3 separate regions of the Homo sapiens genome follow, and all the other regions are linked to region 1. Evidence: chromatin loops called from intact Hi-C (ENCODE). Cell type or tissue: heart left ventricle. All regions are shown on one strand.

What was found. Peaks named below come from ENCODE experiments on the same cell type or tissue, not always from the same donor. Only the 100,000 strongest peaks of a DNase experiment are listed, where the experiment ranks them.
Region 2: a loop joins it to region 1, with 7 times the contacts of the local background. A loop is called at or near these places in 81 of 110 quality-filtered maps.
Region 3: a loop joins it to region 1, with 12 times the contacts of the local background. A loop is called at or near these places in 65 of 110 quality-filtered maps.

The regions. Positions count from the first base shown.
Region 1 is chr9:92,631,531-92,639,530 of GRCh38, reverse strand. It overlaps IPPK (inositol-pentakisphosphate 2-kinase), which reads left to right. Exons shown (of 13, transcript NM_022755.6): 9 at 1,251-1,530; 10 at 4,223-4,373; 11 at 5,043-5,145. Among named protein-coding and RNA genes, the nearest start is that of IPPK, 35 kb to the left of the region's middle. In heart left ventricle, CTCF peaks have their summits at 2,642 (motif pointing right) and 4,646 (motif pointing right); a DNase peak (open chromatin) is centred at 4,670; H3K4me3 peaks cover 239 bases; H3K27ac peaks cover 1,953 bases.
Region 2 is chr9:92,135,843-92,143,842 of GRCh38, reverse strand. LINC00475 (long intergenic non-protein coding RNA 475) reads right to left here and starts at 2,376. Exons shown (of 4, transcript NR_027341.1): 1 at 2,193-2,376. It also overlaps the pseudogene LOC100128076. RefSeq lists enhancers at 1,512-2,090, 2,091-2,670, 3,250-3,829 and a silencer at 2,347-2,526. In heart left ventricle, CTCF peaks have their summits at 3,387 (motif pointing left), 5,335 and 5,544 (motif pointing left); DNase peaks (open chromatin) are centred at 1,287, 3,372, 5,280, 5,562 and 2 weaker places; H3K4me3 peaks cover 1,485 bases; H3K27me3 peaks cover 702 bases.
Region 3 is chr9:92,339,174-92,347,173 of GRCh38, reverse strand. CENPP (centromere protein P) reads right to left here. Exons shown (of 8, transcript NM_001012267.3): 4 at 1,387-1,475. It also overlaps the pseudogene LOC100420779. Among named protein-coding and RNA genes, the nearest start is that of CENPP, 17 kb to the right of the region's middle. In heart left ventricle, a CTCF peak has its summit at 4,133 (motif pointing left); no DNase peak of the experiment used is centred here.

The DNA of each region.
Region 1 (8,000 bases):
TCGAAAGAGTTGAAAAGGGAATGGATTAAGAGAAGGGATGCAGAATGATTTTAAGATAACAGGGCACCGCCAAGGCATGTTACCTACTGTGCGTTCCATCAGCTCTCCCGCCGATCTGGTCCGGTTCAGTATTGAAAGCCAGCAAGACAGAAAACCCTGAAAGCTCTGAAGTTCCAGGTGTGGGCCAGGTGCAGTGGCTCACACCTGTAACCCCAGCACTTTGGGAGGCTGAGGTAGATGGATTGCTTGAGGCCAGAAGTTCAAGACCAGCCTGGGCAACGTAGCAAAACCCTGTCTCTACAAAAAATCAAAAAAATTGCTGGGTGTGGTGGTGTGCGCCTGTGTTCTCAGCTACTTGGGAGCCTGAGGTGGAAGGATTGCTTGAGCCTGGGAGTTGAAGGCTGTAGTGAGCTTTGATTGCTCCACTGCACTCTAGCCTGGGCAACAGGGTGAGACCTTGTCTCAAAAACATTAAAATTTTTTTTTAAAAAGAAATAAATAAGGTTTAAAGAGTTGCTACTCTCCTGGGGTTGGCCGCTGTCAGGGGCCTTTCCCCTGGGCAGCATCCAGACCCCCATGAGTCATGGTGTTGACTCCCCCTGGGCATGGCAGCAGATGTCCCTGCCTGTGCCCTGGGAATGTGTGAATCTAAGTGTTGATGTTGTAAGGAGTTTCTTTGCTGGGCTTGATTTAAGAAGGCAGAACCGTCTTGAGCATGGACCATACTGGTGATGCCAGCAGCTTCTCCCACCATCTGGCTCAGCTGTACCACCCAGCACTGGGGTCACCCTGGGCGTGGCCTGAACCCCAGGACACACTCGTTTGTGGTGCTGGTGCTGACTGCCATCCTCACGTTTGTCTGCTCAGGGCCAGAGCCAAGGCCCTCAGGTTCTTGAGTAACTGGGCTGGTGGCTTTGGGAGTTTGTCACTTGTGGTGAGCATTTGCTCTTGGCTTCTGAATATACTGTGGATCATTGTCTGGGGGCGTTGGTCAGGCCAGGGCACTGCTCTTTAGTTTTTGAAACTTTCCTTCCTTTTCATGTCTTGAGGTTTGGTGCTTGGTTGATAGCACAGCTCGTGAGGGTGGATTTCCCCGGAGGAGCCGGAGTATGCAGCGGCCCCAGATTGGGTGGACAGCATCAGGGCCCTTGGCTTTCACCCGCTGCCTGGGATGCTGGTGGTGGGGACTGAGTTCTTTTCCTACAAGCTTGGTGGTTTGACGTTTCCCTCTTTCTTTTCCCTGTCTGAAGAATGGTGAGCTGATTTACGGCTGCAAAGATGCCCGGAGCCCCGTGGCTGACTGGAGCGAGCTTGCACACCACCTGAAGCCGTTCTTCTTCCCTTCCAACGGCCTGGCCAGTGGGCCCCACTGCACAAGGGCTGTGATCAGGGAGCTGGTGCACGTGATCACACGGGTGCTGCTGAGTGGCTCGGACAAGGGCCGGGCAGGCACCCTGAGTCCGGGGCTCGGGCCTCAGGGCCCGCGAGTCTGCGAAGCCAGCCCTTTCAGTAGGAGCCTTCGCTGCCAAGGTAGGGCCCAGCCTTCCCCAGGTAGGCGGTGGGGGCCGCAGGGGCCTTGGGACTCTGCAGTCCCCATGGGTGGCCAGGCGGTCAGCACAGCCTCCTGGGGGCTCTGGGGGATGCCACCTGGTTACGCCAGGGCTCCCAGCACGGGGCCTCGCTGCCTCTCACCCCCAGATGCAGACTCCCTTTCTTGCCTTTTATCTGCATCTGTAAATTGCAGGACACATTTGGGCTGTAGGATTTTCCCCCAGAATATCATCCATATGTTGTGGTCCTCTCTGGTTTGTTGAATGTTTTCAACCATGTTATATATCCTGTTGGATCCTCATTGCAACCCGGGGGACAGGTTTTCCTTGGCTTGTTCCTTAGACAGAGAGAATTGAGGCACAGAAATCCTGCAGGGCTGGGTCCTACCACAATGGGATGTCTTCACAAGTCTGGGGTGAAGACACAGACCCATGGGGCCTTTGGACTGCGGGACGCCTTCCTTGCAGACAGGAGCCGGGCCTGGCCGCTGCCACATGTCCTGACATCTCATGAGCTGACGCTGCCCGTGATTCTTGGCAGCCCATAGAGACCCCATGGTCTCTGGGAGCCTGAGATGGTTTGAAGACAGCAGTCCTGCTTGTGTGCAACCAGAAACCAACCCATACCCTAAGCCCTGCCTTATTATCTGTGCCAATTTTTTCTTTTGTTTTTTCAAGACAGGATCTTACTCTCTTACCCAGGCCAGAGTGCAGTTGTGTGATCTCGACTCACTGCAACCTCCACCTCCTAGGTTCAGGTGATTTTCCTGCCTCAGCCTCCTGAGTACAGGTGCGCACCGTTACACCTAATTTTTGTATTTTAGTAAAGACAGGGTTTCGCCATATTGGCCAGGCTGGTCTCAAACTCCTGACCTCAAGTGATCCGCCTGCCTTGGACTCTCAAAGTGCTAGGATTACAGGCATGAGCCACCATGTTTTCTCACTACAAATGAACTTTGTGGGGGTTTTTTTTTTCTTGTTATGAAAGTGATTCCTGATCATTTCAGAAAATTTTGTTAAAATTATGCCTATAATCTGGGCACATAATTGCTTTTAAGGAAGCCAACTGTGTCTGCAACGACAGATGGCACCAGTTGCTGAGGTGGTCTGGGGGCACCAACAGGAGGCGCCACAGCACCCCGGGGCTCCTGCAGACCTTTTTGGACATGGACACAGACAGGAGGGAGTGGAGCTGGGCCCTGGCTGCTGGGATGTGCAGTTTAAAACAATAAGATCATACTCTACATGTCATTTTGTAACTTGACTTTCTTTACTTAACTAGCATAAATCTGTATCTATATCATCACATATATGTTTTTTTTTTAAATTAATTATTTTTAAAGACAAGGTCTGTTTCTGTTGCCCAGGCTGGAGTGCAGTGGTGTGAACTTGGCTCACTGCAACCTCCACCTCCAGGGCTCAAGTGATCTTCCTGCCTCAGCCTCCTGAGTAGCTGGGACTACCGACACGCACTACCACGCCTAGTTAATTTTTGTATTTTTTTTTTGTAGAGATGGGGTTTCTCCATGTTGTCCGGGCTGGTCTTGAACTCCTGGGCTCAAGCAATCTGCCAGCATTGGCCTCCCAGAAAGTTAGGATTGCAGGCGTAAGCCACGGCGCCTGGAGATCACATGCATTTTGTTCTTTATTGACCATGCATGGATCTGCTGTAATTTTAACAAATCCCCTCTAGTTGGGCATGTGAACTTTTACTCCTGTTTCCCTGCATGTTGGCATTTTCGTGCCGGGTCCTAGTGAAATCTGCAGCTGACTACAGTTTTCCCCCTGCATGGACACCTTTCTTACTGTGTCTTTGCCTGTAGTTTGGTTCTTTGTGGGAGATGGTTGCTCCCTTCAGTGGCAGGAGATGATCTGGGACTTGGTACCTCCCAAGCTCACTTGGCACCCTGTACAGCACAGGTGCCAAACAACTGTGAGTGGCAAGTGGAGTTTTGTTTCTGCCTCTGTCCCTATGATATAACAGGTCCTTGTCAGTGGCTTTGACCCCTGTCTGTGGCTCTGTGTGGCTGGTTCTGAGCTCGTGCCTGTCGCCAGCCCAGGTCTTACCTGCCTCTCAGTGTGGGCTCATGGCTCTGGACTCTGCAGACAGTGTCCCAGGGTTTTCCTCCTTTAGTGGTCTTGCAGATTTAGGATGTCAGCAGGATCTTAGAAATTCCTTGCCTTGCAGTTGCAATGAGTCGAGATCACGCCACTGCACTCCAGGCTGGGCCACAGAGAGCAAGACTCTGTCTCAAAAAAAAAAAAGAAAAGAAAAAGAAGAAATTTTGTGACCTGACTTAAAATGAGGATTATGTCTAAACTTAGATCATAAAGTGACTTCCAGGGCTGTTGTGGTGGAATCTAAAGGACATTCTGAGAGTTGTGTTGGGAGAGGAGAGCCACGAGGCAGGACATGTGCATTTCTTGCTCCCTCCTTTGTGCTTGGCCTGGTGCATCCAGTGTGGTCCAGGCACGCTGCAGCTCCAGCAGCTCTGTGAGGCGGGAGCGTCATCTCGTCTGTCCTTAGTGCCAGTCCAGGGTGCAGTCCTTGCCTGTGGTGATGCCCGTATGGCGGAGCCCAGGATGAGCCCTGCGGTCTGCGCCGGCCTGTGTCTCCCTCCACGTTCTTTGATAATCAACATGCTCTCGTTTTCCCCTGATGTTCTCGGTAGGAAAAAACACCCCAGAGCGCTCGGGGTTACCGAAGGGCTGTCTTCTGTACAAAACCCTCCAGGTGCAGATGTTGGACCTGCTGGACATCGAAGGCCTCTACCCTCTGTACAACCGGGTTGAGCGATACCTGGAAGAGTTTCCCGAGGAGAGGTGAGGTCGGGCGGTCCCCCTGTTGGGCAGCCCTGAGAGGAGACTGTGGGAGTGGGCAGGGTAAGAATGCGCCTCCCAAGGCACAGCTTCCCAGGAGGATGAAGCATGCCGGCCACTTCCTACCCCAGTCCTCCGCTCCCAGGTGCCCAGGCCTGCTCTGGAATGTAGTGCCTTGTAAAGGAGGAACAGGGTCACTTGTTTCTAGAAAAGAAAGCACGTCTGTGACCTTGCTAATTCGAAACCCCAAGATGGGGCTGAGCCTGCAGAGGGCAGTGTTGCTCCACAGCTGAGCAGCGCTCCTGCAGGTCGTTCTGTGTCAGCCCAGCCTCTGTCCTGGGCTTTCACTGCGGGTCATTGGGGTCCACACCCGCGGTGTCCAGTCGGGGCCAGGATCCTCTTCCTTCCTCGCTGGTCTTCCTTGCATCTCTGACGCAGGATGCTACTTGTCATGAACAGGAGAAGGCTCAGCTTCAAGGCTCGCTGGTTCTGGTCTTGCTGAGTTCTGTTAAAAACCTTGATGTTTAACATGAGGGAGATAGATCTGTTATGTGTTTTTCAAAACAAAATGTGTGATGTTTAGTGGTGCTGGGCTTTGTAGACTGTTAGCAGTTTAAGAAACAACCTCCGTGCGGCTTTGTCATCCTGTTTTTATTGTGCTTTCTTCTTCAGAAAAACCTTACAAATAGATGGGCCTTATGATGAAGCATTTTACCAGAAGCTGCTTGACCTTTCCACTGAGGATGACGGGACAGTGGCCTTCGCGCTAACGAAGGTGGGCAGACCCATCCAAAAACTTGCTGTGTGATCCTTAGCTTCTTAGCACTAATCTGTTTTTTTGTTTTTTGTATTTTTTTTTCCATTACCTACCCCTGAGGTTTAAAGCAGAAAACTTGGGATCAAAAAGAAGTGGCTGAAGTTTCTCCCAGATGAACTGGGGCAGGTGGTGGTGCATTGAGGTTTTAAGGGGAATTTCCCTTGGTTGAGTTCTGCCCTGGCCCGTTCCTGGTGGGGTCAGGCCCCAGGGGCGGCCGATCTGCAACCCATCTGCATGCCTTCTCAGCAGCCCACAACAGGCTCTCTGCCAACTGTCCCTTGCTACAAGGCCCTTGCCAGGGTCCTGGGACCCCACCTGTGCCTCTGCCCTGCCCCTGGCTGTATGCGGGCGGCTTCCTTCCCTTAGAACCGAGGCCAAGGGACAGCCTGCAGGAGTCTCTTAGGGAAGAGGACTGGCCCTGTACTTCCTGGGTCTGTGAAATTCAGGGCTCCATGAGCTTGGATAGGAAAAAAATGGCATCTTCATTTTCACTAAGCTGTACCTGGAATTTAGCATTTCTTTCCATTACGAATGTGGCAATGAGCCTGTGGGTTCATCAGGACCCAGGAGTTTGCCACTAAGAGAATAAAAAAACAGACTTTCCGTCTCACACTGTAACTGCAGACACTTTGAGATGTGGTTTATTCATCACTGCATTAAATGTTACATATTACTACGGAATACATTTGTTTTTAAAAATATTTTGGCTCAGCACTTTGGGAGGCTGAGGTGGGAGAATTACTTAAAACCAAAAGTTGGAAGCCAACCTGGTCAACATAGTGAGACGCCCATCTCTACAAAAGAAAAATTAAAAAATTAGCTGGACGTAGTGGCGTGTGCCTAGAGTCCCAGCCACTTGGGAAGCTGAGGTAGGAGGATGCAGTCAAGGCTGCGGGGAACTGTGATCATACCGCTGTGCTCCAGCCTGGGTGACAGAGCAAGCCCCGTCTCAAAAAAACATTTTTTTTTTTTTTTGGTATTTTACATTTCTGCCACCTGTATTTTATATTACACATTTTAAAATGTTATCCTGGGCCGGGTGTGGTGGCTCACGCCTGTAAACCCAGCACTTTGGGAGGCTGAGGCGGGTGGATTATGAGGTCAGGAGATTGAGACCATCCTGGCTAACATGGTCAAACCCCACCTCTACTGAAAATACAAAAAAATTAAGCAGGCGTGGTGGCAGGCGTCTGTAGTCCCAACTACTTGGGAGGCTGAGGTAGGAGAATCACTTGAACCTGGGAGGCAGAGATTGCAGTGAGCCAAGATTGCACCACTGCATTCTAGCCTGGGCGACAGAGCGAGACTCCATCTCATAAAAAAAAAAAAAAAAGTTATTCTGAGAGAGGCCCATAGGCTTTACTAGGCTGCCAAAGCCTTTACAGGACAATAAGCAGTGAGGAAACCTGTTCTGGAGCGAGCTGGCGCTCCTCCCCACATGTGCATGCACCGCTGCCTGGAGCCCTGGGACCCACTTGCCCTGTCCCGTTGACATGTCTGTGGCTCACATTTGGGAGAGAGCCCTCAGTGCTTTCTTTAACTGGGGCTGCAGCTGTCTGTTTTGAGGAGAACTGAGGATGTCTGGTAAAGCCTCAGGTGAGGCTCTGACGCAAAGGGCCACAGGGATGTTAGCAGAGGCCCAGGGCAGAGTTGTCATCCTGGTGAGGAGAGTTCCAAGTGGAGCCCTGGGGTGAGAAGAAAGCAGTGGCACCTGCCTCGTGCTGTCTGCCAGTTGGGTACGTTGATTTAGGTATAAACAGCAGTGTGGCGGGTTTTTTCCTAAGAGAAGAAACAGGACTTTATTTCCTTTTTATGTATTTCTGTATTTTTCAGTTTTCCACAAAATAAGTATGGATTACTTTTTAATTTTACTTTAATCTTTTAACCTGATATGTAAATGTAGTGTTGTAAGCAGCTAAAGCAGACATTACTTAACTAGCAGAAGGGCTAAAATAAAGACACTGAAACAACACCAAATGGAGGTGCAGAGAAACTGGATCTCTCATCTGTTGCTGATGGGGATGGAAAATGACACAGTCACTCCGGAAAACAGTTTGGAAGGTTCCTACACACTAAACACGCAATTACCCTGTACTTGTGCTCCTGGGCATTTATCCCAGAGAAATGAAGACTGACACTCACCAAAAAACCTGTACAGAAATGTTCACAGCAGCCCTTTTTGTAACAGCTAAAAACTGGAAACCACCCACATGTCTTTCCACGGTGACCTCCAGCGGGTCAGACAGACTGTGCATTCATACCACAGAACTCTGCTCAGCACCAAAAAGGAACAGACTCTTGCTAAACAGCCCAGGTGGACCTCCAGGGGGCTTTGTTGGTGACGAAAACCAATCTCCAGAGGTCACACTGAATGATTCTGTGTGTATAACATCCTTGAATGGCAAAGATTTGTGGTTGCCAGGGGTTGGCAAGGAGGAACAAGGGAGGTAGATGTGGTTATAAAAGGTCAAACCAGGGGATCCCTGTGGTGATCAGACTGTTCTGTATCTTGACTGTGGTGGTGGATGCATGAACCTACGTGTGATCACACACACACTCTCATACACACTCGCATATATGTAAAACCCGAGATATCTGAATAAGATTGTGGATTGTGTCAGCATCACTCACCTTGCTGTGATATTGTAGCTTTGCAAGATGTTACTGGTGGGAGAAACGTGGCTTGAGGTCTTTCCGTGCTGTCATAGAAGGGCCTGCCCTTTTTCTCTTGTAGGAAGTTAGCTTCTGGTAATTGAACCTGAAGAGGGTAGTTGTGAAGCTGAAGCTGAGGAGTAGGCTGAGGACATTCCTTC
Region 2 (8,000 bases), 500 kb after region 1:
AAGACTTCCCCACCCTGGCTCTTCTCCATGCCAGCCCTCAACCCCACCTTCAGGTGCCTTTGTGGTAGAGCTGTTCTCCAGAGAGGGCAAAGAAAGAAAATTCCTCCTCTGAGACACCCTCAGGACAACTGTAGATATCCCTCATGCACCATCCTGATGGGACCCCTCCCCAGCCCAGGGCAGGGAACACGGTCCTCTGCTACCTCCTTCCAATATTCCAGACCCCACTGCTAAATTCCCCACATTGCCTCAGGACCCATCGTACTCTTTCTAGCTCCCACTCCCTCTCTTCTCTCCGCCATTCTCAGAAGCATCCCCTGAGTCTTGAGAGAGAGGGGGGCTTTCTCAATCCCCAGGAAGACACAGACCAGCTCAGAAAACCCCACCTCCACTGAACCCAAATGCAGACTTCACAGCTCCCAGGGAATTGTGACAAGTTAGTGGGAAAATCTTCTGCCAGCATGGATGGTAGGATGCTTGAATTCCAAAGGTGACAGTGTACCTCCTACCCCAGGTCCTTCTAGAAAAAGGATCATTAATCAGTCTAGGAAGACTTAACACTGGGAAAGGAAGCTCTGGAAGGCCTTATCTCCCCTGCCCCTTCAACCCAGGCAAGGGACCTTCCTTCAGCTCACCCAGAGAAAGGCTCCACAGAAGTCATATCTAAACTCTTTAGCCACAGGACCCTGTCTTCCAATGAACCAATGTCACATACTCCCAGGATAGAAAACTGCTGAAAGCAGGGCTGGCCTGGGTGTGGGCTGGGGCCGGAGCCTGCCCTGCTTTGCCAGATGCTGAGCACCCAGCCTCTGTGCAGTTGGTAGCTTTATTCCCATGACTGCCTCCGCCGTCACCTGCTGCACTGTGAAGGATTCCATTTGTCCTTCTAGAAGATGGGCATTATTTTTCTCTTCTCACTCCCTTACCTGGCCCACAGCCTGTGCCTTTTGGAGTGGAGGAGGACATCCCAACCTAGGGACAGGGACATTTGGAGAGGAGCCCCATGAAGAGTTGCCATCTGGGACCCTCTGCCTCCCACCAGGACACTGCCAACACTGAGCATCCTTTTAGTTCCACAAATTCTTGCTAGGCCCCTATAAAGATTCGCCCAGCGTCCTCTTCCTCTAAGCTCCCACGTGCTAGAACTCCCACATGCTAGAAGCCATGAGGGGTCTCTCTCAGGCCAGAAGGAGCTCTGGGATCCTAGCCCTCAGCAGAAGGCCCCAGGCTTTCCCACCTGCTCCCAGCTCCTCTGAGGAAGTTGATGGAGCCTGCAGAGCTGGGCTGGAGGAGGTCTCCTTTCCCCAGAGCGGGGCTGGGGGTGCGGGTAGGTGGCCTGGAATGTGCTCTCTCACCCTCCTCCTGCCCATGTGGTAAGCAGCGAGAGCCCCCAGCCCTCCAGCTCTGAGGGGAAGCTCCTGTGAGCCAGACGGACAGGACAGCTGCCCCCAATAGGGTCCCCTTCACGGGCCATCTCACCCCAACTCAGACGCTAAAAATGGTTCTCCGCTTTTCAGCCTCCGCGCCTGCCCACAAATTAGTGTCTCCAACACAGCCTCTTGGGACATGACTTTAGGGAGGCCCCTGGGGGAGCCGGGAGGCCCCAGTAAAGGGAGATGGTGCTGGCAGAGTCCCTTTCTGAGGAGACAAGAGTGGATAAGGCCCCCCTCCCAGCTTCTGGGACCCCCCCCCCAAAGAAGGCCACCCAGCCTCAGTGTGACAGCCCTGTTGTCCTCACCATGGCAGAAGAACAGACATTATTTCCACCCCACTGGGGCACGCTCCCCTCACCTCCACCTCCAGTTCTGTCAGCTTTACCCTCAGCCACCATCCTGGGCACTGCTCTGCTGGAAGAGAATGCAGCAACAGGAGATGGGGGAGCCAGCCCCGCGCCCTCCCGCTTAGGGTCCAGAACCCACCTTGCCAAACCTGGGCTCCCGCAGTCAGCCCACAAGCACGGAGGCCAATGGGGAAGCCAAGTCAGGGAAGCCTGGTCTCCCTGCTCGCCTGATATTTAGTCTCAGACTCTTCTCCCCTCCCCAGTCCCGCAACGGTCAACTTGGAAGGGGGTGAACCCTCTCCGGGATGCCCACGCCCCAGGGCACCAAGCAAGCAGGTGTCCTGCTGAGGCCAGGACTGGGTGCAAGCCAGCAGCCCGCAGTACCAGGTGGAGACAGGCGGGCAGTACTCACAGGTAAGCCGTCAGGGGATCCAGGTCCCCCGGTATGGCGGACAGCCCAAGCTCAAGAGCAGTCGGCAGACAGCATGATGCCGTCCTCCTGGCAGTGGCAGGGGGCCGGGCAGGCGGTAGGCCCCGGGCCGGGCTGGGGGGCGCAGCCGGCGCTCGGGGAGGCGCACACAGCGGCGCGAAGTCACAGCGCCCGGAGCCTGGGCGGGTTGGGCATCTCGGCGGCCGGGCTGCTGGGTCACCTGGCGGCCAGGCGCGCAGACGCACGGGCGCGGTGTCCGCAGCTGCTTTCTCCCGGTCCCGGCGGGCTGCGCCGTCGGTGGGGACCGCCCCGGGGGCTCTACTGGGCGTCGGCGGCGGGGCGGTGCAGTCAGAGAGGAGCAGGCATTGTTGAGTGATCTTCGTTATTCAGTTTCACAGGCTGGGCTTGGCAAGGGAGGGAGACCCAGCCGGAGGAGGAGTCAAGGAAACTTTCTACGCTGCGGCTAGCTCCCTTCCCTCCTTCCTTCGGAGCTGGCAGGAATTTCATTCAGGAAAGATAAAAAAAGGAAAAAAGCAAAGAAACCCAAGCGAGCAAAGCTCAGCCCGTCAGAGACCTGCACTTGTTTAGAAAGGGTGTCCCAGGGCCTTGGCTGCAGGGCTGGGGACCCTCTTGCCTTTGGGGATAGCCACGGGGTCACATGGGACCCAGAGGAGATCTCTGAAAGAGGCCTTGGGGCTCTCATAGCCCCTCATGCCTTCACCACGTTTCACACTGGAGGAAACAGAGACCCAAGAGGAGAAATGATTTGTTCAAGGTGACACAGCTGATAGGGCATCCCCAGAGCTGGAACTCGTCAGCCCTCCTCGGCCTTATCCTAGGACAAGAGAGAGGGGAGTGAGGGGCTACCCTGGAAGAGGCCAGGCTGCGGAGGGTTCCACTGCAAGCTGGGATGACCCGGCAGTGGGCAACCAGGAGCAGTCTCCTCCCTGAGAGGTCGCGCCTTGACTCCAAAGAAACGGGTGTGGAGTTCCACTCGCTGAGTGCACCCTGGGTGGAAATGCACTCCTGCAGCCTCTGTCAGGTTTACTGTCAGGTTTACGGGGACCACCTTGATCCCTGCTCCCAGGACCTCGGCAGGCTGAGGGACTGCGTGCAGCTCAGCTGCTTGTCAAGAGGCCACCTCAAAGTAAGCAGATTGGCGCCACCTGGAGGCCGGGTGCTGCACCTGCAGCTCGGCCACCCTGAGGCTGGAATCCCACCAACTGGCTGACCTGGCCGGCCCCAGAGCCCTGGTGAGCAAAGGGCACGGTGGTTAAAACTGAGGCCAATCCCTGTTCTCTCCTTAGACCATAGTGAGCTGGCTGTGCTTCCTTCACGCAGCCTCTTGCTGTCTCTGGTCTCTCCCATGCTGAGCCAAGCCCCAGTGCAGAGCTAGAGCAGGCTGTGGGCACCCCTCCTTCCTTTTTTGCCCTGTCTCCCCATGGTCCAGCCAGAGGGTATACCAGAAACCTGGGACCTCAGAGGCATCCAGGATTTCTTCCACCCTGTCCTTCCACATGCCAGAATCCTCTCATCAACACCTCTCCACTCTCCGATAACCTCCCAGGGCTAGAGGGGCTGCATAGCCGGACCAAGAAATGAGCAGACCCTGACCCTAGGCCTCCCGTTGGTGCCATGGCGCTGAAAGTAGAAGATGAGCCTCCTAAGAAGGCTAGAGGATGGGCCTACATGACCAGAAAGACTCACAGATAGAGCCACCTTTGCCCTATGGCAGAAAGCTACCACAGGCCAGCCTGCACTTCCTTCACTCAACCATAGCCTTGGCTCCATCTCATTTGCAGCTCCTGCTGCTCCAATGTGAGATTTTCCCAGAGTGGAAAAGCCATGGTTGAGCCCTGTTGCAACCTCAGCAGCAGCTGCTTGAGACAGACTTGGGCAGCTCAGAGCAGAGCCTCCAGCCTGCTTTTGTGAGGGTCATTAGGGGGCCCACCCTCAGCTCCTGATAAACATGGCATATGGAGGACACCGGCATTTAGTCCTCCTGGGAGGGCACCAGTGCTTTAGTCTCGTTCTGGGAAAGCTCCCGGCTGAGCAGCCAGCACGACCTCTGTACCCTTCTTCAACCAGGCCTGAGAAGGACCCTCCTGACTTCTGACCCGTTGCACCTTAGTAGGAACTCAGGTTGGCCAAAGAGCTCTCCCCGCTTCCCCTTGGGGAGACCCGACTCCATTTCAGGGACTCTTGCTCTGATCTTTCCAGGCTTTCTCTGTGTCCTCCCAGGGCCTTCCACCAGGGGCAGTTAGTGTCCAGCATCAGGCACTGCACCTGGAAACTCCCAGCCTGACCAGGGAAGCAGGCAGGAGCTCATGTGGCCACCAGCAATCATGCACATGGTATGCAGTGCAGTCCTACAGTGTGTGGGACAGACAGCTGCCTCCCCACCCTCTTTTCTGGTCTCTGCTGCTCCTCCTGGTTTTTCCTTTCTCCATATGCCTTCCCTGCTTTCTCCCCCACCTCTTATGTAGAGGGGAGGAAGAAGGAGACAGAGAAGGAGCAGGGAAAACTTGGCACCTCCGCCTGAGGGGTGCCTCCAGCACCTGCCTTCCGAGTAACAGGGTAGCTCTGGCACCTCCATCCTGGTGGGGGCTGAGGGTGGCCCCTGGGGGCTCTGGCAGGTAGAGAAGGCTGGGGATGGCAGGAGAAGGGAAGTGGGAAACAGGATAAACCCTACTGCATACAGCATGGTGCGTACAGGGTGATGAGGCAGAGGACAAACAATTTGGAGCTGTGATTCTGAATCCAGGGCTTAGCACCACAGGAAACTAGACGTGGAGAGACCAAAGTCTGAGGAAATTTAGAAACTGGAGGATTAGCAGGGAGAGGATTGCTTCAGGGGAAAAACCAACAGCATAGGGGCCATAGGTCACCAAGTTCAACCAGACTCCAGGTCCTAGCTTCCATCCCGGCTCCATGTTTGCCCACGAGACCCACACGCTGGGCCCAGGCCTGAGGATGGACAGACAGAACACACTGAGCTTCAGGCTTGGCCACAGGTCTTTATTCCAAGACCCTGTACCTTCCCAGCACAGGGCCCAGTGGAGGCCGCCCTTCCAGGGAGCCCAGGCCCACGTGGATGTGTCAGGAATGCTGTCCCCATCCCACAGGGCACAAACCTCTCCTGCACCGTGACCAGTGCTGACTCAGGGCAGCCCGTCTGCCAGCGCGCTGTTCAGACAGTTGTAGAGGTAGACATACTGCTTCTGGAGATGGACATAGGGTTAGGAGGCTCGCCCCGCCTGCCCCAATCTAACAGAAAAAGGCTCCCTTGTGTCCCCCAACCCCTAGGGCTCCATCTGGGAGAACGCACAGCGGTCCACAGCGCCACCTGGTGGCTACCCGGGTGGTGCTGCCTAGAGGCCTGGGCAGAAGCTCCCTCATCCCCCCGCCCCTTCCCACAGCTGAGCCCCCACGCCAGCCCGGTCGCCCCTGGTCGCCTCTCACCAGTGTTGGGGTCATAAGGCCACAGGCCTGAGACTGCTGCAGGGCCACGTTAAAGATATCCACGGTGCACTCAGACCCTGCCTGCTGCAGCAGCTGCTCCATGGCCAGGAAGGTGCCCAGCTGGGTTGCACCCTTGCTGCAACTGACCTAGAGGTGGATGAGGTACCTAAAGGGGGTGTGGCGGGGGTGTCCACGGATGTGGGAAAACCCAACCTGGGCGCAGGGACTGAGAAGGGACACCGGACACTTGGTCAGCCGGCCAGCCTGGACCTAGGGAGGGAGGCGGTAAATTCCCACCATATTCCTGAGGACAGGGTAGGGTGTGGAGAAGACAGGGGCATTGTGAGACTGTGTCCTTTTGACCCATAACCCAAGCAGAGCCCAGGGAGATCTGAGGCTATGCCAGAAGGGCAGGGAGGGGCTTCCAGTGTCCGCTCCCCCAAGACCATTGTCCACTCCCCCAAGACCATTGTCCAACAACACTTGGAGTGGCTGAGCAGTGTGCCCGGCTTCTTGTTGTTGCCCCGAGAGCAGCACTGGCCCACAGCAGCCAGGAAGGGCAGCAGGGTGGTGGCGGGCAGCTCATGCCCAGGCTCCAGGTATGGAAATTGCAGTCTCTGCACCTCCCTTTCCTTCCTGCTCTCCCCCTGTGGCAAAGACATGATCAGCATTGGTGCTGGAGAGGGCAGAGGAAGCCCACACAGGACTCTTCCCCATGCACCACCCCATGCCCTGTGGCCCCAGCACCTACATGTGTGACCCTGAGGAGGGTACAGAACCAGCCTGCTGTGCTGCTCTCAGCCACCCAGTGCACCGTCACCATGTCTGTGACTACGGGCTGCATCTCCGTTGGCCAGAATTCCTATGGCTGGGACCAAGTTAGGGCTGCTCAGGCAACTTCCTGAGATCTCTGCCCCTGCCCTGGTCACAGACAGCACCACAAACTACCCGCCTCCATCCTCACCCCTAACTCCTGAGCCTCCCTTCCTCTGTCCTCTGCTCTGTCACCTTCTCCATGACATTGGGTGGGCAAAGAGAGACAAGCACATGAGCCCTGTGCTGCCACACCAGCTCCCAGAGCTCCTTTGGCCCTGCGGGGCCAGTCAGCACCGTATGATCACGGCCAGAGGGCCCACCCTGCAGAGCACAGATCATTGGCTTCCAGAGACTGAAGGTGCCCCCTGCCCAGTCCACAACTCTGGGAGCCCCCAGCAGCCCCAGCCCGGGAAGTACAGGTGGTCAGAGAGGGCAGGAAACAGTGGCAAAACCAGCATCATCTCACAGGGAAGAGCCAGGCTTCGGGCATGTCGTCAGGGGGGCTCTCCTCCACCGGAGAAAACTGCCCCTGAGAACGGTCATCTGAGGGAAGACAGTGAGGGTGAAGCTGCCAGAGGTCCCCAGCCCACGCTGGCCCCCTGCCCCTCCACAGGGTCCACAGTGAGACTCACAGGAGACGGGGCTGTCCTGCTCATAGCCAGGCGGGGGTGCGGAAAAGCCAGCCTCGTCCTTGATGGCCTACAGCAAGAGCTGGGAAGGAGATGGGTGCCCTGAGGCTGGGAGGTCTCACTGCAGGGTTGGCTCAGCAGCGGAAGGCTGCCCTTGGCTGTCACCCACTTCCCGGCCTGAAGTGTACCTCGTACTCCTTCAAGAAGCCAGCATTGGCACTGGCTGCCCTCTTGGCACACGCCTGCGGGAGGTCCGTCACAGAGATGGGCCAAGACCTGGTGGGGGGGTTGGAGAGGGAGAAGGCACTCAAGGTTCCCCAGCTCCCCGTTCTAGTCCGCTCAGCTCTGCCCACGAACAGGAGCAGGGAGCCTGCCTGTGGGAGGCACAGGGAAGCTGGGACTTACTCAGAGATGTTGAAGGGTCCTTCCAGAATCTTGTTCAGTAGGCAGCTGTGCAGGAAGACGTACTGGCTCTGCCAGGGGAAAAGGCATCAGGCTGCTCAGCGAGGAGCGAGGGGGGCCTGCAGGGAGATTTTTCAGGCCCTGACCAGCAAGGCAGGGATCAGGTAGGAGGGCAGAGGGAGCCACTGAGAAACCTTCCCTCCACCGTCCCATGGTGTCAAAGCTGACAGGATCCTGTCCCACCTCCCCTTTCACAGAATAGAAAGCACAGCCCAGGTAGGATGGTGATGTGTCTGAAACCCTCTCCCCAAGGTCTTCTGTGTGCCCCATGAGCTCTCTTTCCTGGTCCCTCCTGTAGCCCTGTGGCCACCCACCTCCCTCCCACTCCTTCAGGGTCCCAGCTGCCCAGCCCAGCCTGCAGGGCCCTCACCAGGGTCTGGATCATGAGGGGCTGGTGCATCCGGAGTGCATACACAGCATG
Region 3 (8,000 bases), 290 kb after region 1:
TTCCCTTCTATTCAGCCAGTATATTTTAGAATTCCTCAAGGCTCAGTTCTAGGGCCTTTTCTAGTTCTACTCTATATTCCTTCATAGGCAAACTCATTCCTGCTCAAGGCTTTAATTCCTACCCAATAGAAGATAATTCCAGTGTTCTATATCTCCCACCCCCACCTCTACTGTGCTGCCTCTTTCTCATTTTTATTTCAGTGTTTTCAAAGGCACTCAAGTCCCATATGTCCAAAATAAAGTCATAATGTCACCTGACAATGGTCCTCTTCCAACCTTCCCTTAACAGCAGACGGGACCACCATAATCAAAGAGTTATCCCCTGTGAATGACCTCTAATCCCTTTTACTCAAGCAATCCCATGCCCACTCATTTTTGCTTCCTAATTATCCCCCAAATCCATCTAGCTAAGTATCATCATTTCAGTCCAAACTACAAACTTCTCTTGCCTGAACTGTTTTAAAAGACTAGTCATTGACTCACTTGTATCAATGATTGCACCCCTTCATTCCATTTCCCCATAGTATCCAGAATAATTCTTTCTAGGATGCCACACTTTTGCTTTCCTCAGGCCCTGCTCAAAACTTTTCAATAGTTTCACTTGGTCCTGGGACTGTGATAACACTCTTTATACCCAATTCCCAGTAGTATGGACCTTACCTAATTTCCTAACCTCATCTTACACCATTCTCCTAGGCTCTTGCCTCCACCTGTCACTGTGGCCCTGTGTCAATTGCTCACAGACACCATGCTCCCTGCTGGCACAGTGCTCAGCAAAGTTATTCCCTCTTTGTTAGTTCACACCTACTCATTTTTCAGATGTCAGTTCAAGCTTCAGCAAATGATTTCATGTTCTCTCTGCTAGTCAAATTCCTGATAAACACTTTGGGAGGCTAAGGCAGGAGGACTGCTTGAGCCTAGGAGTTTGAGAACAGCCTGGGCAATATAGTGAGACCCCATCTCTAATTTAAAAAAAAATACAAAAATAATAAAAAACAAAAATTCCTGATATATACTTCAACAGCATTATGTAACTCTCCTTTGTAGCATTTAACATAGCCATAATTTTATATTTACTTCTGCCATTATTTGATCAATATCTAACTTCTCCACTAGACTGTCAATTCCATGAGGACTGAGGATTGTGTCTTTTTTTGCTCACATTTTAATTTTAATACCCAGCACATAGTGAATGTGCAATAAATATAAACTAAATGAAAGAATGATAGATATAGAGAATATGGGCTCAAATATAAGCACAACAGTGGTGTTATACTTTCAGAGAAGACCTATTTACTTACTAAGAAGAGGAAAAGGTAAACTTAAAACTGTAAAGTGTAAATTTACTTTTTTTCTCTAAAAAAGTAAGTTTGTAAAATAGCTTACCTAGACACAAATTCACTTAATTCTGAGCATTCTGTGGGCTCCATTATTATGTTGAGGTCAGTAACAGCAGAAGATAATCTCTCCTTATTCTAAAATAAAGATAAAAATTTCTGTATCAAAGCACAGTAAACTTCAAAAAGACAAAAATACTTTTGAAATATGCAAAATGAAATGCCACCAAATAAAAGGAAAGAGTAATCATGACAGAAACAAAACAAAAACAAAAAAAGTTCAATCTCACTAATAATAATTGTAAATTAAAACAATAAGGTAAGATGCCTTTTTTTTTTTTTTTTGGAGACGGAGTCTTGCTCTGTCACCAGGCTGGAGTGCAGTGGCGCGATCTCGGCTCACCGCAACCTCCGCCTCCTGGATTCAAGCGATTCTTCTGCCTCATTCTCCCCAAAGCTGGGGAGCTGGGACAACAGGTGCCCACCACCACGCCCGGCTAATTTTTGTATTTTTAGTAGAGATGGGGTTTCACCATGTCGGCCAGGATGGTCTCAATCTCGTTTGTTTTGTTTTTGTTTTTGTTTTGAGACAGTCTCGCTCTGTCGCCCAGGCTGGAGTGTGGTGGCGCGATCTCGGCTCACTGCAAACTCCGCCTCCCGGGTTCACGCCATTCTCCCGCCTCAGTCTCCCGAGTAGCTGGGACTACAGGTGCCCGCCACCATGCCTGGCTAATTTTTTTGTATTTTTTAGTAGAGACGGGGTTTCACCGTGTTAGCCAGAATGGTCTCGATCTCCTGACCTCGTGATCCACCTGCCTCAGCCTCCCAAAGTGCTGGGATTACAGGCGTGAGCCACCGTGCCAGGCGGTCTCAATCTCTTGACCTCCTGATCCCCCCGTCTCTGCCTCCTGAAGTGCTGGGATTACAGGCGGGAGCCACCGCGCCTGGCCGATAAGATGCCATTTTTACCTATAAGATGAGCAAAGACTGGCCGGGCGCGGTGGCTCACGCCTGTAATCCAGCACTTTGGGAGGCAGAGGCGGGTGAATCACCTGAGGTTAGGAGTTGGAGACCATCCTGACCAACACGGTGAAACCCCGTCTCTACTAAAAATACAAAAAATTAGCTAGGCGTCGTGGCAGGCGCCTGTAATCCCAGCTACTCGGGAGGCTGAGGCAGGAGAATCGCTTGAGCACAGGAGGCAGAGGTTGCAGCGAGCCAAGATCGTGCCACTGCACTACAGCCTGCGCAACAGAGCGAGACTCAGTCTCAAAAAGAATAACAATAATAATAATAAAAATAAATAATAAACTTGTGAAACAAAGCTTGGATTCCAAATAAATTACATCTTTAAAAAAAGTATTGAACTGTACACTTTAAACTGGTAAGTTATATGGTATGTGAATTATATCTCAATAGAACTGTTACCAGAAAAAAAAGCAAAGAAAGGAAAAGGAAAGCAAAAATCTCAGGAGCACATCTGGTCTCTTGGTCAAGTATGTGTAGATACATGTTAGATTTCAGCTTTTCACCCATTAGGATAGGCAAAAACAAATTTTTTGTTGGGTTATAGAATCCTGTTTAACAACTCAAAAGCTGACTTCAAAATATTGTTTTTCCATCTTTCCATCTCTCCCCTGCTTGTGGTACTGCTAACTAGGTCAATTCTCCCCAGTTGGTAAATAAGGGAAGAGACCTTATAAACAATCTGACCTCAAAGCCCCTACATGTGTCTCAGTACCACATTCCTTTCTACTATGGTCCACTTAAGCCCACAGTTCTCATTCTCCTCTACAACTGAAGGATTATGGGTAGAGATCTTTAGGAAAAGGGTGCCATTAAGTTGGTCCTTTTTTTTTTTTTTTTTTTTTTTTGAGACAGGGTTTTGCTCTATTGCCCAGGCTGGAATGCAGTCGTTCAATCACAGTTCTTTGTGACCTTGAATTTGTGGGCTCAAGCAATCCTCCTGTCTCAGCCTCCCAAGTGGCTAGGACTATATATGTAAGTAACCAAGCCTGGCTAATTTCTTTTTTATTTAAAAAAATATATATTTTTTAGAGACAGGGTCTCGCTATGTTGCCCAGGCTGGCCTTTAATTCCTGGGCTCAAGCTATCCTCCTGCCTTGGCTTCCCTCAGTGCTGAGATTATAGGCGTGAGCCAATGTGGCCAGCTTAACTTTGTAAAACTTACAAATCTCTCATGAAGCACCCTGTATTGGATTTCAGTGTTTAGACTCAAATGTCATTAATATCAAACAGATTTTCTTTGGAGCCTGTGATAATGGAATTGTATTCTCTTCCATTTAAAAAAATTGCTTATTTTTTGAATAATTTTGTTCATTTCATTGGGACAGAAGTTATGGAAACATACTTAACCTGCCACTTTCCCCACAAACTCCTACCAATCTAATTGACTATATTGCTTGGATTATGGAAGGCTGATAAACGTTAATTCTGATGGCCTTACAACTCTTCACAAATGTAGTACTAAGAACACCAGAAAGTAAATCTGGCCAACAGAGCTCTATGTCCCAACCACCTTGGACAACAATAGCTGCACCAACATGAGTAATCATTCAAACTCTCTGGATCCATTTACTTATAAAATAATAGGGTTGACCTAGACAAACTATAAGTCATCACTTTGTTCTAACATTCTATTAACATGATTTGAGGTCATGTTTAGTTCAAATATTATATTAATATAACTTTATTACAACAATATTCTGTAAATTGAGGGTTTTACTATTTAGATTACTTTTTAATTTTCAGATAGCTAAACCTCTCCCTCTAGTGGAAATTTTATTTTTAAAAAATGTTTTAGAACACACAAGGTTGCTGTGTCATTTCTTTTTCTATCAGTCTTCACAGTAAAAATGTAAAAATGTGCTCAGTATGTAAAATGGTAAAACTATTTTAGAAGGCAATTTGCCACTATCAATCAGAATTTGTAAGTTTCCTTTGACCCAGCAATTCTACTAGATATGTTTCTAAAGGCATACATACACAAGTTGGTATAGAATATGCTAGAATTTACCATTAAGTAATAAACATTTCAAAAACTTTTCATCAAGTTATTATATCAGAATTGTAAGCAATAAAGAGAAACGAGATAGTCCTTTGTTTTTCCCTCCCCAAGTAAGAACTCTTGGTGCCTCTCACACAACTGATTCCAAAAACCCTGTTGATTCCACAGCTCTCTGTAATTTCTTCCAACACCTTGTTTACCAGTCCTGGTCTTCAAGAAGAATCATAAAATCTAAAAGGCTCAGAGAGAAAGTGAGAGTTCTTAACACAGCCAGGGAGAACACACTCTTTCTGTAGCACTTTGTTAGTAAAACCAATCAGTCCCAAAACACATACATACTTTAAAACTTAAACAATGACAACTCATGTCTCTTTAGAGACTCAGCAATTACTAGGTTCTATGTCCTTCAAAGAAGATATCTACAGTTCCTCTCCTTAGATTTTTTTCCCCCTGCATCCGCTAAAGCATATAGGACAGAAACTGCTAGTAGTCCCCTCTATTTATACTTTTTTCTTGCCCCAGTTTTTCACTGGCCATATGGCCAAGCATAACAAAGACTAAATTCCCAGCATCCTTTGCATGAACTTGTTGGCCAATAGAATATAAGTGAAAATGATGAATGTACAACTTCCAGAAAGTGTCCTTTAAAAGAACAGGCGAGGCTTTCTTTGCCCAACTTCTTCCTGATACCTGAAATGCTAATGTGATCATTGTGCCATGACTTGAAGCCATGTTGGCTGATGGTAGAACCTGATTATCATAAAACCACCATATTAGCCCTTGAAAACTTACAAGTTTACTTAAGTAATAGAGAAATACACTTCTAGTACCTTTATTTTTAAGTTTTCTGTCTGGCACAGCTCAACTGACTCTAATTCATTCAGCATGTGAGCTAACAGTATAATCTCAGGCCATTATCAAATGGTCACAAAATTTTCAATCATGCTTTCATGACATGAGGATGAGAATATTGGCTTAAAATACTGTTGAGGTCTGGGTCAGTGCCAACACTGTCTGTTAGGAGGCAGAGTGTGGCCACAGCAGCAGGGGTTGCAGGACCTAAGTGGCAGGACATCCACTGTCTGGCTTCTGTCCTGTCTGTGCTGCCCTGGGGCGGCTGCCCAGGCCCAGCAGGCCAAACCATGTGGTAGTTCATGCTAGGAATGACTCTGGTCAGGCAGCTGTCATTCTTTAGGAGCATATCACATTATCAGAAATGTCTTCTACTATCGGGGGACCTACCCCAATAATCACATAGGTTCATTTCTATTTTTCCTAAGCGTCGGCCGGCTTGAGAAATAAAGGGACAGAGTACAAAAGAGAGAAATTTTAAAGCTGGGCGTCCAGGGGAGACATCACACGTTGGTAGGATCCGTGATGCCCCACGAGCCACAAAAACCAGCAAGTTTTTATTAGGGAGTTTCAAAAGGGGAGGGAGTGTGCGAATATGTGTGGGTGACAGACATCAAGTACTTAACAGGGTAATAGAATATCACAAGGCAAGTGGAGGCAGGGCAAGATCACAGGACCACAGGACCAAGGCGAAATTAAAATTGCTAATGAAGTTTCAGGTACCATTGTCATTGATAACATCTTATCAGGAGACAGGGTTTTGAGATCAACTGGTCTGAACAAAATTTATTAGGTGGGAATTTCCTCTTCCTAATAAGCCTGGGAGCGCTATGGGAGACTGGAGTATATTTCATCTCTGCAGTCTCAACCATAAGAGACAGGCGCCCCTGGGGGGGCTGTTTATAATCCTATACCTCCAGGCACGTATTCTCTTTCTCAGGATGTCCCATGCTGAGAAAAAGAATTCAGCCATATTTCTGCCATTTGCTTTTGAAAGAAGAGAAATATGGCTCTGTTCCGCCCGGCTCACCAGCAGTCAGAGTTTAAGGTTATCTCTCTTATTCCCTGAACAATTGCTGTTATCCTGTTCTTTTTCCAAGATTCCCATATTTCATATTGCTCAAACACACATGCTGTACAATTTGTGCAGTTAATGCAATTATTACAGGGTCCTGAGGTGATATACATCCCCTCAGCTGACAGGATTAAGAGATTAAAGTAAAGACAGGCATAGGAAATCACAAGGGTATTGATTGGGGAAGTGATAAGGGTCCATGAAATCTTCACAATTTATGTTTAGAGACTGCAGTAAAGAAAGGCATAAGAAATTATAAAAGTATTAATTTGGGGAACTAATAAATGTCCATGAAATCTTCACAATCCATGTTCTTCTGCCATGGCTTCAGCCAGTCCCTCCATTTGGGGTCCCTGACTTCCCGCAACATTTTACATGGTGACCTCATCCTTATCTGACTCAGGAAGGCATCAAATTACTATTTGATACTTTCCATCAGAGGTTTAAGGTGACTGAAGTATGCAACTTAAATAAAGTGAAGATATTGTAGTCTATGTTGGATATTATAGCCTATGTTATGTCTCAGGCCATAGCCCCACTAAGGAGCATACCAATCAATCTTAGGGTACAACCCATCCTGGAAGGTATAACTCCACTAAGAAGCTCATTCACCTCAATGTCAGAGGATAATCTTTCCCTTTTCACTTGGATTTGTGGACAAGCCTCTCAAGGACAAGACTAATTCTGCCCACAACGGAGCTTCTCTCCGCATAACCTATGAGGCAACTGTGAAAGAGATGAACTCTTACAGTAGAAAAAGCCTGCAAGACCGCAAGGCTGCTAGGATTCCCCTGAGCAGTTTCCTGGACATATATACTAGAGTGCAGATGTTTTCGGAGATGGTAGTGGACCATAGGATTATGATTCCACCAACCTGCCATGGGTTGCAGGCCTGGCCCATTAATGGATGCCAGCATACAGAAGAGCATTCAGTAGATTACCACTCTCAGGTCAAGTTCACATCAGCCACAAAGAAAGAAAATATAGTCAGTCAGACTATGAAACCTTTTACAAAGGGACAACATCCAGGAGTCCCTGAGCCACCTAAAGGAAAAGCCTGGGGTGGTGGCACAGGTTGTCCAGCCTAAATGATACCAATCCATTTGGGTCCATTCTCTGCTTGAGTCTTCAGCAAATGATCTTTGTGGTCATGTGATATCTCCTTGGTGACCTTGTACATCCCCAAGGCCTGCTGCCCATATGGGAACAATGTCAGTCCCCTAGAGCCACTTACCACCCATGCCCCTGACACATTGAACATGCTGAAATGTGTTTTGTATCCTGCTCAAATGGCCTAGGCAATGCTATACTACACCTTTTCTTGGTCACTTTGGCAGTGTGAGAGTGATACTCTAAGACGAGTACAGGCTGGGAGCTTTGCCATCAAATGAGGGGGTCTAGACAACCCCTAGCCCATCCTCAGCCTGCCAGAGCCAGTAATAGCAAATGGAGACTTGGATTGCAAAGAGAAGCAAAACTTCCAAACCCAGGTAACTGTACCAAATCCTTGGGACTAGTTAGGGAGTGGCTATCTGACAAAGAATAAGGAAAAGTCCTGACTCCATAACCAAGTCCTGTCTCATACAAAATGGGAAACTTGGGACTGTTTTTGTGGCTAAGGACACTGATGAAAAGGATAAGGAATCCTGGCACATGACCCTGAATATAAGCAGGCAGCTTGTCCATAGGACTCAGTTACAACAACTAC